2 separate regions of the Homo sapiens genome follow, and region 1 is linked to region 2. Evidence: read pairs that join two places in POLR2A ChIA-PET (ENCODE). Cell type or tissue: K562. All regions are shown on one strand. Links, peaks and the distances in the headings refer to the core of each region. The heading gives the core; the rest is flanking DNA. Region 1 overlaps SOX5 (SRY-box transcription factor 5). Region 2 overlaps SOX5 (SRY-box transcription factor 5).

What was found. Peaks named below come from ENCODE experiments on the same cell type or tissue, not always from the same donor. Only the 100,000 strongest peaks of a DNase experiment are listed, where the experiment ranks them.
Region 1: POLR2A ChIA-PET joins it to region 2 with 6 read pairs; 2 of 35 experiments call an interaction of 5 or more read pairs at or near these places.

The regions. Positions count from the first base shown.
Region 1 is chr12:23,557,001-23,562,395 of GRCh38, forward strand. The region is part of intron 11 of SOX5 (SRY-box transcription factor 5); the gene reads right to left. Among named protein-coding and RNA genes, the nearest start is that of SOX5, 390 kb to the right of the region's middle. In K562, for the core only: no CTCF peak of the experiment used is centred there; a DNase peak (open chromatin) is centred at 2,601.
Region 2 is chr12:23,656,135-23,661,529 of GRCh38, forward strand. All of the region lies in intron 7 of SOX5 (SRY-box transcription factor 5), which reads right to left. Among named protein-coding and RNA genes, the nearest start is that of SOX5, 290 kb to the right of the region's middle. In K562, for the core only: no CTCF peak of the experiment used is centred there; no DNase peak of the experiment used is centred there.

The DNA of each region.
Region 1 (5,395 bases), core at 229-5,228, 99 kb before region 2:
TGGGAATGACACACTTTTTTTTATTATTAAACATCCACATTAAGTCAACATTGGTCACTGTCATTTCATGTTTGGCACTCTGTTAAAGGGAAAGAAAAGGGTTGGACAATGGCAGGAAAGAGGTGGTTGTAATGGACGAGTTTCCAAGTGCCAGACAAACAAAACTAACCTTTACTTACAATCAGCCTATATAGTCTGTGGTAAGGCTTCTTATGAATATGACTCAGAAAGGGTCAAAAATGAAACTACTGTCATTATTGAGTAAATTCTTAATTAAAATATACATGTTATTTACCAAATTTCCATCTTATTTGACAGAAAATTACAAAGAATTTTCACTAAAGCTCAGCAGAAAAAGGAAGACATTTTTCCAGCTATGATTTATAATGACAGATGAATTCATAGCATGCATTATATGTTTATATTCCAGGTACACTGTAGGCAATTAATGTTCAGTGAATAAATTCTCTGCCTTAAGAGATATATGCACACATATGCATGCTTATTTTTGTGAGTGACATCTGTTTTACATAAGAAAAGAAATACAGAAGTTGGTCTTAACATGTATACGGTGTGTATGTGAATATACGTTTATAGATTTAACCTGTTATCAAGCAACGTCTTCTTGTGCACATGCTTCTGTGTCATTCAATTCTTTGTGAACCCCAGACAAGGTATAAGAACCTGGACATGGGCCAGGCACATTGGCTCATGCCTGTCATCCCAGCGCTTTGGGAGGCCAAGGCGGGCGGATCATGAGGTCAGGAGATTGAGACCATCCTGGCGACCATGGTGAAACCTTGCCTCTACTGAAAATACAAAAAAATTAGCCAGGCGTTGTGGCACACGCCTGTAGTCCCAGCTACTAGCGAGGGTGAGGCAGAGGAATCGCTTGAACCCTGGAGGCGGAGCTTGCAGTGAGCCAGGATCGCGCCATTGCACTCCAGCCTGGGTGACAGAGCGAGACTCCGCCTCAAAAAAAAAAAAAAAAGACCCTGGACATGTAAGAGTGGAAGGGCAAAAGATAGATAGATGGTAACAATTATAAGACAAACAAAACAAACCAGTTTCATGAAGGAAATATTTGAGAGCTTTGATGTCATTTTTGTAATATGCCTGTGGCTGACAATCGCCTGTTCCTACCCAGTAGCCATTGCCCTTCTTTCCTTCCCAGCTAACATTACCTTTGATCTGAAGATATCCCCTGATCTCAGAGAAGACAGGATTAGCTCTCTAATTTAGTGGTAAAAAATAATTCATGATCAATTTAAAGTAGTCTCTTTTCCTTTGGCCAGTAATGGTCTTAAAGATGTTCATATAACCCAGTTCTAGCCAATGAGATGTTTGTGGAAGTCAGCTTGAGAAGAGGAATGAAATACCCCCGTATGAATGAAGACTGAAGTTAGCAAAGAGAAAATGACTTCTCCTTCCTGAATCTGCCTGCCTTCGTGGGGATGGGATAGCTGTAGGTGCAGCAACCATTTTGTGACCCAAAGGGAAAAGACAAGAGAATCACAGATTTCAACTCTGATATCAAGTTGATGAACTCATGCCACCAACCTCCTAGTCCTGAGCTTCAATTATGTGATAAAAATGAATCACTACTTTTTTATTTTTTTGAGACGGAGTTCCGCTTTTGTCGCCCAGGCTGGAGTGCAATGGCGTGATCCTGGCTCACCGCAACCTCTGCCTCCCAGGTTCAAGTGATTCTCCTGCCTCAGCCTCTTGAGTAGCTGGGATTACAGGCTTGCGCCACCACACCTGGCTAATTTTGTATTTTTTAGTAGAGACGGGGTTTCTCCGTATTGGTCAGGCTGGTCTCAAACTCCTGACCTCAGGTGATCCGCCTGCCTCAGCCTCCCAAAGTGCTGGGATGAGAGGTGTGAGCCACCGTGCCCGGCCATGAATCACTATCTAAGCTACTACATTCAGGTTTCCTGATACATGTAGCGAAACTCGTTCCTAACAGCTATGACAGTAAAGGCACAGTCTTCCCAGGTTAAGTATATATGGAGTGAGTGACACAAACGGAAAAGCTTCTGGTCTGTTTCTCATTTCGGCTGAGTGCACTGGGCCTCTATTGTATTAAGACTGTCTGGTGGGATCAGGACAACAAAAACTGAGCTTTTTATAATCTCTTATTAATATGGATACTTTCAAACACAAGCTCAAGAATCTGTACTTGACTCTATGAACAAAGTTGTGCCATCTGGGTGGTAATGAAGCAAAGTGTGTTTTTTACAAAACAAAATATGAGAGGCTTCTTTCTGTTCCTTCATACCTGAGAAGCTCACTTTTTCACCCACAACACTAATCTGTGACAAAGCTGTGTGGCAAAAGATAACATTATTTGAATATACAATCAGTCTACAATTAACCAGAGATGACAATTATAAATAACACTGTGTCCCAGAGTTTCCAAGAAACCTGACACATACAGTTCTTGGGTATGATGAAACACTTCCAGGAAAAGTAAAGAAGTTAAAAAAAAATCTCTTAGAAGTCTTCCATTAAAATGTGTTTCGGTAAAAATGACTTTCATGATGTGTTTTGGTACATATCACTGAGAAATCATCAGTCCCTATCTTCACACCTCTAATTGTTTTCACTGTCCAATTACAGCTTTTCAGAATTAAGACCTTCTAGCTGGGATAACCACGTGGCTGGCTATTTGAGATATGAAGAAAAGTTAATGTGTATAAGGCTGTGTACCCAAGAAAACAGATCTCCACCACAAGATTTCAATCATCTGGAGCTCAGGTCATGATATCTTTTATGTTGATGTAAAGCACCCGGCTGAACTTCTTTTCTTTTTTTCCTTTCTCCCAGTTCCTTTCCCTCTTTCTTTCTGCTTTATCTCTCTCACTCCTTACCTTACACATATTTTCTGGGTTTGGGGAGTTAGGAGTGTTATTATTATTATTATTTGAGATGGAGTCTTGCCCTGTCGCCCAGGCTGGAGTACAATGGCGTGATCTCGGCTCACTGCAACCTCCGCCTCCAGGTTCAAGCTATTCTCCTGCCTCAGCCTCCTGAGTAGCTGGGATTACAGGCGTGCACCACCACACCCGGGTAATTTTTTGTATCTTTAGTAGAGACAAGGTTTCACCACGTTGGCCAGGCTGGTCTCGAGCTCCTGACCTCGTGATCCCCCCGCCTCGGCCTCCCAAAGTGCTGGGATTACAGGCGTTTGAGTCACCGTGCCTGGCCGGGAGTATTACTTTAGACAGAAAAAAATGCCCTTCTTTTGGGATTCAAGTGATATAAGATAATAGTGCAAAATGTAAGAGGAATTTATCATATATTTTTTATGTCTTTCACTAAACTCTATGGCAAAATTTCAAACCAATTACTAATCCACATATTTATTGGCCATAGATAATATTGAGTGATTATAAAACTCTAATAAAAAGATAAGTATTAGAAAAATAACACTATATGCATAGATATGTGGTTTATATGAGAGAAAACATATCTACCTTTGTCAACTCAAGGATGTAACTGATTTGACATGCTAAGCAATATGGAGTCTTTATTCAATTCCTATAGGTGGGCTCACACACATAAATATGTAATGAGTAGCAGTCAGATAATAATTTGATCCAAACTGTAAGTTCTATAAAGGCAGAGCTCATATTTTCTGGTTTAATACAATACCTCCAGTACCTACCACCGTCTCTAATACATAGCATGTGCTAATGTTGAATAATTACTAATTAAAAGATGTAAGTGTGACATTATTATCTCATTTTCATGATGTACACAGACATAGATTGATCATTAATATTCTAGAAATGACACCCAAGTTATTTCAACAGGAAAAGTCAACCACAAACTAGAGTAATACCTGCTTCAAAGAGTTTCAATAATCTCAATTTCATTTTCAGGTGTCAGAGTAACATAAGGGATGAGATAATTCAGATCCGTTGATTGAGGTTTCCTTTTATATTACAAGAGTTTGCCATACTACTACAATGATGAAACTACTTCATTTTCATAATTTAAGTTTTTCACTTAAAAACTCCTAAATTATAAGACCATAGTTCAAGATGTAACTCAACTGCATTGAAAGTACATGATGAAGAGATTCAGGAATGATGATCATCTTGAGAACAGAGACATCTTAACTGTCCAACAGGTTTTGGAAGGTATTATTTCAAAAATGGATTTTTTTAAAGTTGTTATAACTGTACAAAAGAGAAAGGAAAATTGAAGCAGTAGCTATCAACGGAGGCAACTCTCACTCCTGCAACCCAAGTAGGAGGTGCTAATCAGAGAAATAAAGTATGACTGTGGAGATGGAACGAGAAGTGGCAATAAGGTCCCCTAACAATGGACAAGTATGGAATAAAGTGAATGCAGATGGTTCCACTCCTGTTACTTAATCAAAAGGCTGTGCAGAGTCACTGAAGCCAGCATAAAGTCATGTGTTAGAACAACAGCTGATCTGTATTAGAGAAGATTAACTCACAGTGCCATGGTGGAAGGCCTAGGATTATTTTATGTACTTCCATTGCCTTACAAGCCGTCAGCGCAATTATTGCCCTCCGATGTGAATGACTGATCTGTAACCACAGCTAAACAGCACGCTGCTTAGGGGCCTAGGAGCTTCATGAAGATGAATTTCCATACCATCAAAGTACTTTTAATGGGCTCCCTGATCCAACCACAAGGCCTGCTTTGCAAGTATATAGAACTCAGGATGAAGGCTTCCTGTCCAAAAGGATTTGGTCGGTTGTCACTTGACAATTCCCAGCCAGCACTGGGGAAGAGAAGGGGGAGATAGGTAGAGTTGTCTCTGCTTTGGAGGATTAAAAAAAAAAAAAAAAAGGGTACAGATGCTTGCTGAATGCAACCAACTGCTGTATCCACAGCTGAATTCAATGCGCTTAACAAATAACGGCAATTTAGCTATGCTTGCGAGGAATAGCTTGAGTCACTTTGCATTAGCATCTGGCTGAGTGTTAAACTCATTTCTACGTGGGGAGCAGAGAAAAGGAATTTCTGTTCAAGCATCCTTTCAAGAATGTTTAAATATTTGAATATAAATTCCTTTATGCTTGCTATCATTCCTTCTTAGAACTGTCACTTTGCTTTCCCCCTTCCTTTTGGTGCTTAGCTATAAAAATGTGCCCTTCTCAGGACACCAATGTCATACGTCTTATGTTGTAACACTGCAAGGGATGTATACTGAGCTATCCTTTGCTCTCTCCCCTGGACACACGATAGAATTGAAATCGTTTCTCCATCCTTAATTTTTATCATATTAGGACCAGGGAAAGAGCAGTTGTGGCAGGATCACCCATACATTTCACCTTCCCTATGCAGATTGCCAGCTTCTTAGTGATTATACATCAAACTCCACATAAAACCTTGGAAACTAGAAAGCTATCCA
Region 2 (5,395 bases), core at 223-5,222:
ATATGAAACGGGACTGTGACTACTAAGGTCTTCTGACCCCTTGTTTCATTGTATTTTTTTTTTTCTGATAGAATTCATTAAAGCCAGACAATTAGTTTCTGATTTCAAGTCTTATGAATGCTAATTCACAGATAACTTGGGCCACTCCATTTTGAAAGTTTTAAATTCTCCATTAACAAACTCAGAGAGCATTAGAATTTAGATGCAAACTCTCAGGTGCAAAATGTTCAGAAAGAAACTAAAGTAAAATATCACATACTAGAAATGGAACTGGTTACATGAAAAATTCATTTGGGGCAATATGCGCATACAAAAATATTCATTGTAGCATGGTTTGAAACTGTAAATGCAGTAGAAATACCTAAATGTCCATTAGTGGGGAAACCAAATAAAATACGATGTATCCATCATAAGGAAATATAGAATAATTTACATCTGAAAGTATGGAGGAAGAAGATATCCATAATGTATTTTTCATACATGTAAGTAGTTTGTCATCTATGTAGCATATATCCTCAGGTATATGATATACAGTACATATCGTAAATATACATAGTATATGTATCATATTATGCATATTACAATACACAGGCTATTTTGCTACATATTACACATCTATATCTAAATATTTTTATATAAATATATATAATGGATTCATATTTACATGTATACCTAGCTCTGGAAAAACATGTATAAAATTAATGGTAGTTACACCTGGGTAGTGGGATTATAGGAGTATGTGAGTGAAGGCAGATAACTTTTAGTTTGTTTTCTACAATTCTCCATTGTTTGAGGTTGTTGCAGTCAGAAAGTGCCACCTTTAATATATTAGAAAAAAAATATGAAGGGTATTATGAGCTGACTATAGAGACAGGTTTAAGAAATGTTTGAGTATACTCTTTGAAAATAGAGCCAAAATCAATTATTAGGGAAATAGTACTGTCTGAAAAGTTGCTGTAGTTCTTTCTCGCCTGACTTTTCTCTTTTCATTGTTGGAATGTGGAAATGGAAGCTGGATAAGGTATCTAAGACCATAAGATGTAAGCTACAATTTGTGGAAAGCCGTAAAATCAATAAGAGAGCAAGCCTGAGACTGGATGTCATGGAGTTACCATATAAGCGATGCTTAGATTATTACGGAAGTAAAAAATATTCTTTCATCATGTTTAAGCTAGTACTATTTTGGCCTTTTACAGCAGCTAAACCTGTATCCAAATTAATGCAGCATCCTATTCCACATGACATTTCAAAATCAGGACTTTTTAAGTCCTTACGGAAAATATATATCTATTGTAGAGTTTGAAGCAAAATGTTTTATCTTAGCTTGTTTTACTAAATATTTTTCTTCTTCCATACTTTCCAATCAATCTTATGACATAAGTTTGCCTTCTAGTGGAGTCTTAGAACATGCTTACTGGAGATTTCCGTTGTATTGTATCATGAACTGTTACATTTATTCAGATAAAATAATATATTGTTCTTCTGGGCTTACACTTCAGGTTGATGAACTTAGTCTGTTACTGAGATGAAATTCCATTCTTGCCGTGGCAACAAAAATAAAAACTTAGAAGTCTAAGGGTTAGGCTCAGCTATGACAAACTCATATGGTAATTCCATATTTTGAAGTCTTTTGGCTGACAGCACAGAGTGCCATTAATCACTCTTTCCATCTTATGTTTATACATTGTGAAGGAGGAGACTCATGTTGAAAAGAGAATACTAAGCTGAATGAGCTTTAGGTTTAAAATGAATGACATTCTGATGTTCTTAAATGTTAAAAAGTAAATGACATGGATTAAAAGAAAAGCTAGTTATGGCCTAATAAAATCTGAGAAATTTATCAAAGAAAGAGTCTTTGCTTTTTTGTTTGCTTGTGTGTACGTATTTTGGTGGTGGCAGTGTGCATATGTTGGGGTGGAAGTTGGATTAAATGCTGGTTACTAATATAGATCAGTTATCATCTCACAGTTATAATGATTAAAATCAATTATGTGACAATATTTAATAAATAATAAAGTACAGTATAAGCTATTATTTTTATGTCAAGTTATAATACTGTGATTGCCACAACAAAGACATATCCCTTTTTCAGTAATATAATCTTAAGACAATAATGTCAACTCCATTTTCAATCAAAAGATATATTTTAATGACCTAGAAACACTTTTCTCATGAGAAGTGGAAGATGACTGTCACCACATAATTATGGAATGTTGTATACATTTTTGAACCCAGTTCTCTTTATTTTTCAATCATTTCATATTTTTAAACCACTAATGTAACTACCTCAAAAGGGAACTTAAATGACTGGCCATTCAGGTACCAAAATAATTCAATTCTTTACAAATATAAACATTTACAAAGCTTTACAACTAAATCAGGATCTCCCAAAGTCATCGGTTTATAAACTTCTGGGAAGGCAGAGGAGAGGGGAAGAGCTGGTCACAATAATTCTAACACAAAAAATACAGAAACCAGCTGGGCATGGTGGCTCATGCCTTAATCCTAACACTTTGGGAGGCCAAGATGGGTGGATCACTTGAGGTAGGAGTTCGAAACCAGGCTGGCCAACATGGTGAAACCCCATGTCTGCTAAAAATACAAAAAAATTAGCAAGGCATGGTGGCAGACGCCTGTAATCCCAGCTACTCAGGAGGCTGGGGCAGGAGAATCGCTTGAACTCAGGAGGCGGAGCTTGCAGTGAGCCGAGATCGTGCCATTGCACTCCAGCCTGGGCAACAGAGCGAGACTCCGTCTCAAAAAAATAAAAAATAAAAACAAACAAACAAAAAACAGAAGCCTAAAGACATGATTATATCCTCTTTTCTCTCTGCTTATTTACAAAGAACATACAGTATGGGATCCTGACAACACATTTCCTATTTTGTCAGTTTGATAAAAGCGTACCATGTTGATGGTTTTTAGCTTGTGATTTTTGATTGTTTTAGCACTCATCACCAATAACCTGTATGTCAGCTGACATAGCTGACACCGTTAAATCAGAAATTAGTATGCAGTCTCCTAAAATGCCAGACACGTGAACTCTTTGCATAAGAGATATAATGGAACCCACATGATACTCCCATTAAACAATGAAACATGTGACATTAACTAAAAACAGGAACACATCAGCAAATACGCCTGAGGAAGTTTATGGTATTTAACTCCTAAACATTAATTTTATTGCGGTGTATGAGGAACTAATTAACTGAGAGTTTCCCTTTTTATTGGAAACGGAAATACTGTTCAGAAAACCGATGAAGAGTAAATACAGCATATTTTAAGTTTATTAAGCTTGGCTCATCGACTTCTATTTATTTAAGCTAATCTCATGAGGCAATTAAATATTTCAATCAGTAACTTTATATGGCTATTTAGCACATATCTGAAAAGTTAATCAATGTTTTAAAATGCAGAATGAGGATGTGAATATATTTCTAGTTTTATACAGCCAAAACAGTGACTAACTACATTTTCTAAAACTCATATGATGTTTCTCAACATGAGCTCTAATAAAAGGACAAGTAAAAAACAACAACAGAAAAAGTTTAAAACTGGCCAGGCACGGTGGCTCACACCTGTAATCCCAGCACTTTGGGAGGTGGGTGGATCACGTGAGGGCAGGAGTTTGAAACCAGCCTAGGCAACGTGGCAAAATGCCATCCCTACTAAAAATACAAAAATTAGCTGGGCGTGGTGGTGCATGCCTGTAGTCCCAGCTACTTGGGAGGCTGAGGCAGGAGAATCTCTTGAACCTGGGAGGTGGAGGTTGCAGTGAGCCGAGATCATGCCACTGCACTGGGTGACAGAGTGAGACTGCCTCCAAAAAATGAAAAAAAGAAAAGAAAAAGTTTAAAACTTGGTGATTATAATAAAAACAGGTAAGGCTAAGGTTGTATTAAACCAAGCAAATGTTTTCATCAGCACTTTGCTGCTTTTCTGTAAACAGTTGTTTTCCTCAGTCAGAGGAAGCCTCATTCATGTATGGCAGAGTGAGTTTGATCCTAACTCAAAGAGAGTGAGTGATGAAATGTCATCAAATGCTAGGTGTGATTTTAAAATCCTTTTTTCCTTTCAAAACAAGATCTGTATTTTGCTCGTACTACATTATCTCAGTCTTTATCACTTGTAAATAACATAATAAGACAGGCACAATATTAGGCACCAATTCTTAGATAATCTCGTTTGATCTTTGTAACAATTCCGTAAAATGGATCATGGATCTTATTACACCATTGTGTAGATAAGGAAACTGAAGCTTAATAACTTACATTAGGACAATCGAAACATCAGAATGAGGTAAAATCTGATCCCAAGTCCAGGCTCTCTCCTTCAAAGTACCTCTCTATTTGCAGTTGCCTATTTGAGATTGCATTAATTAAATCAAAACAAATAAACCAAATATTGAATGCTTGAAATCATATTGACAAAGGAATCAATTGGTATAAACAAGTAATTGATTATCTTCATCATACTATACATAGCACTGTTAAGTGGAAAATAAATTTTGTTATAATATTCTGTTCTGTGGTTGGCAGTGTAATAGGTGAAAGACAATAACTTCCAGGTTAAAAAAAAAAAATCACAGTAATTTTTAAAACAACTCTAGGACAAAAGTTTCCAAACTTTCTTTGATTAAGGCACCATTGATGGTTCAATAATTGTTTCATGGGACTCTTAAAAACAAAGGAAATATCCAACTGCTCAATTTTATTTAGTAAAGTCCAAAGAACTTATCTATGATAGTTCACATAGTGTCCAATAGATGCCTCTGTATTTTCTCTAAAATTTTAAAATATCCTGTGCCCCTATGAATTAGCTACACCACCCTGGGAACCTTGGCACACAGTTTGAGAACCATGGCACTAGGCACATGTCAAAATGTTCTTGGTAAATATTCTCTATCTGTAGCTATATTTCATATTCAGTTTGATACTTTGAGCCACTCTTTTATGATCAAGCCAGCTCTTTTATAATTGTTTGTTTTATACTGCATATAGTAAATGGATTATTTTATCGGATTTTGCCAATCATGCGGATTTTTAAAATTTCCACATAAAATATCTTCCTGTTACAATTTGTAAACCATCTAATGGTTACAATTATATTACTGGGAACTTTATACCCATACAGAAAAGACAGGGGCAGAGGACTGCAGTCTCTAGTAATAAAACAATCATCTCTAATTTCTACCTCTAAAATATGTACTCTAAAGAAATAGCAATGATCCTGAACATGGGGTGCAAAGAAGCCATGTGCTGCAGGAAGAGGCCTGGAGTGTGAGTGAGACAAAGTGTTTTTGACTAACCTTATATCCATCAACCACCTTTTCTCAAATGTCGCTCTCAAGTATAAAATTTTAGGCTGACACCAACATGAACATTCAAAATTATCT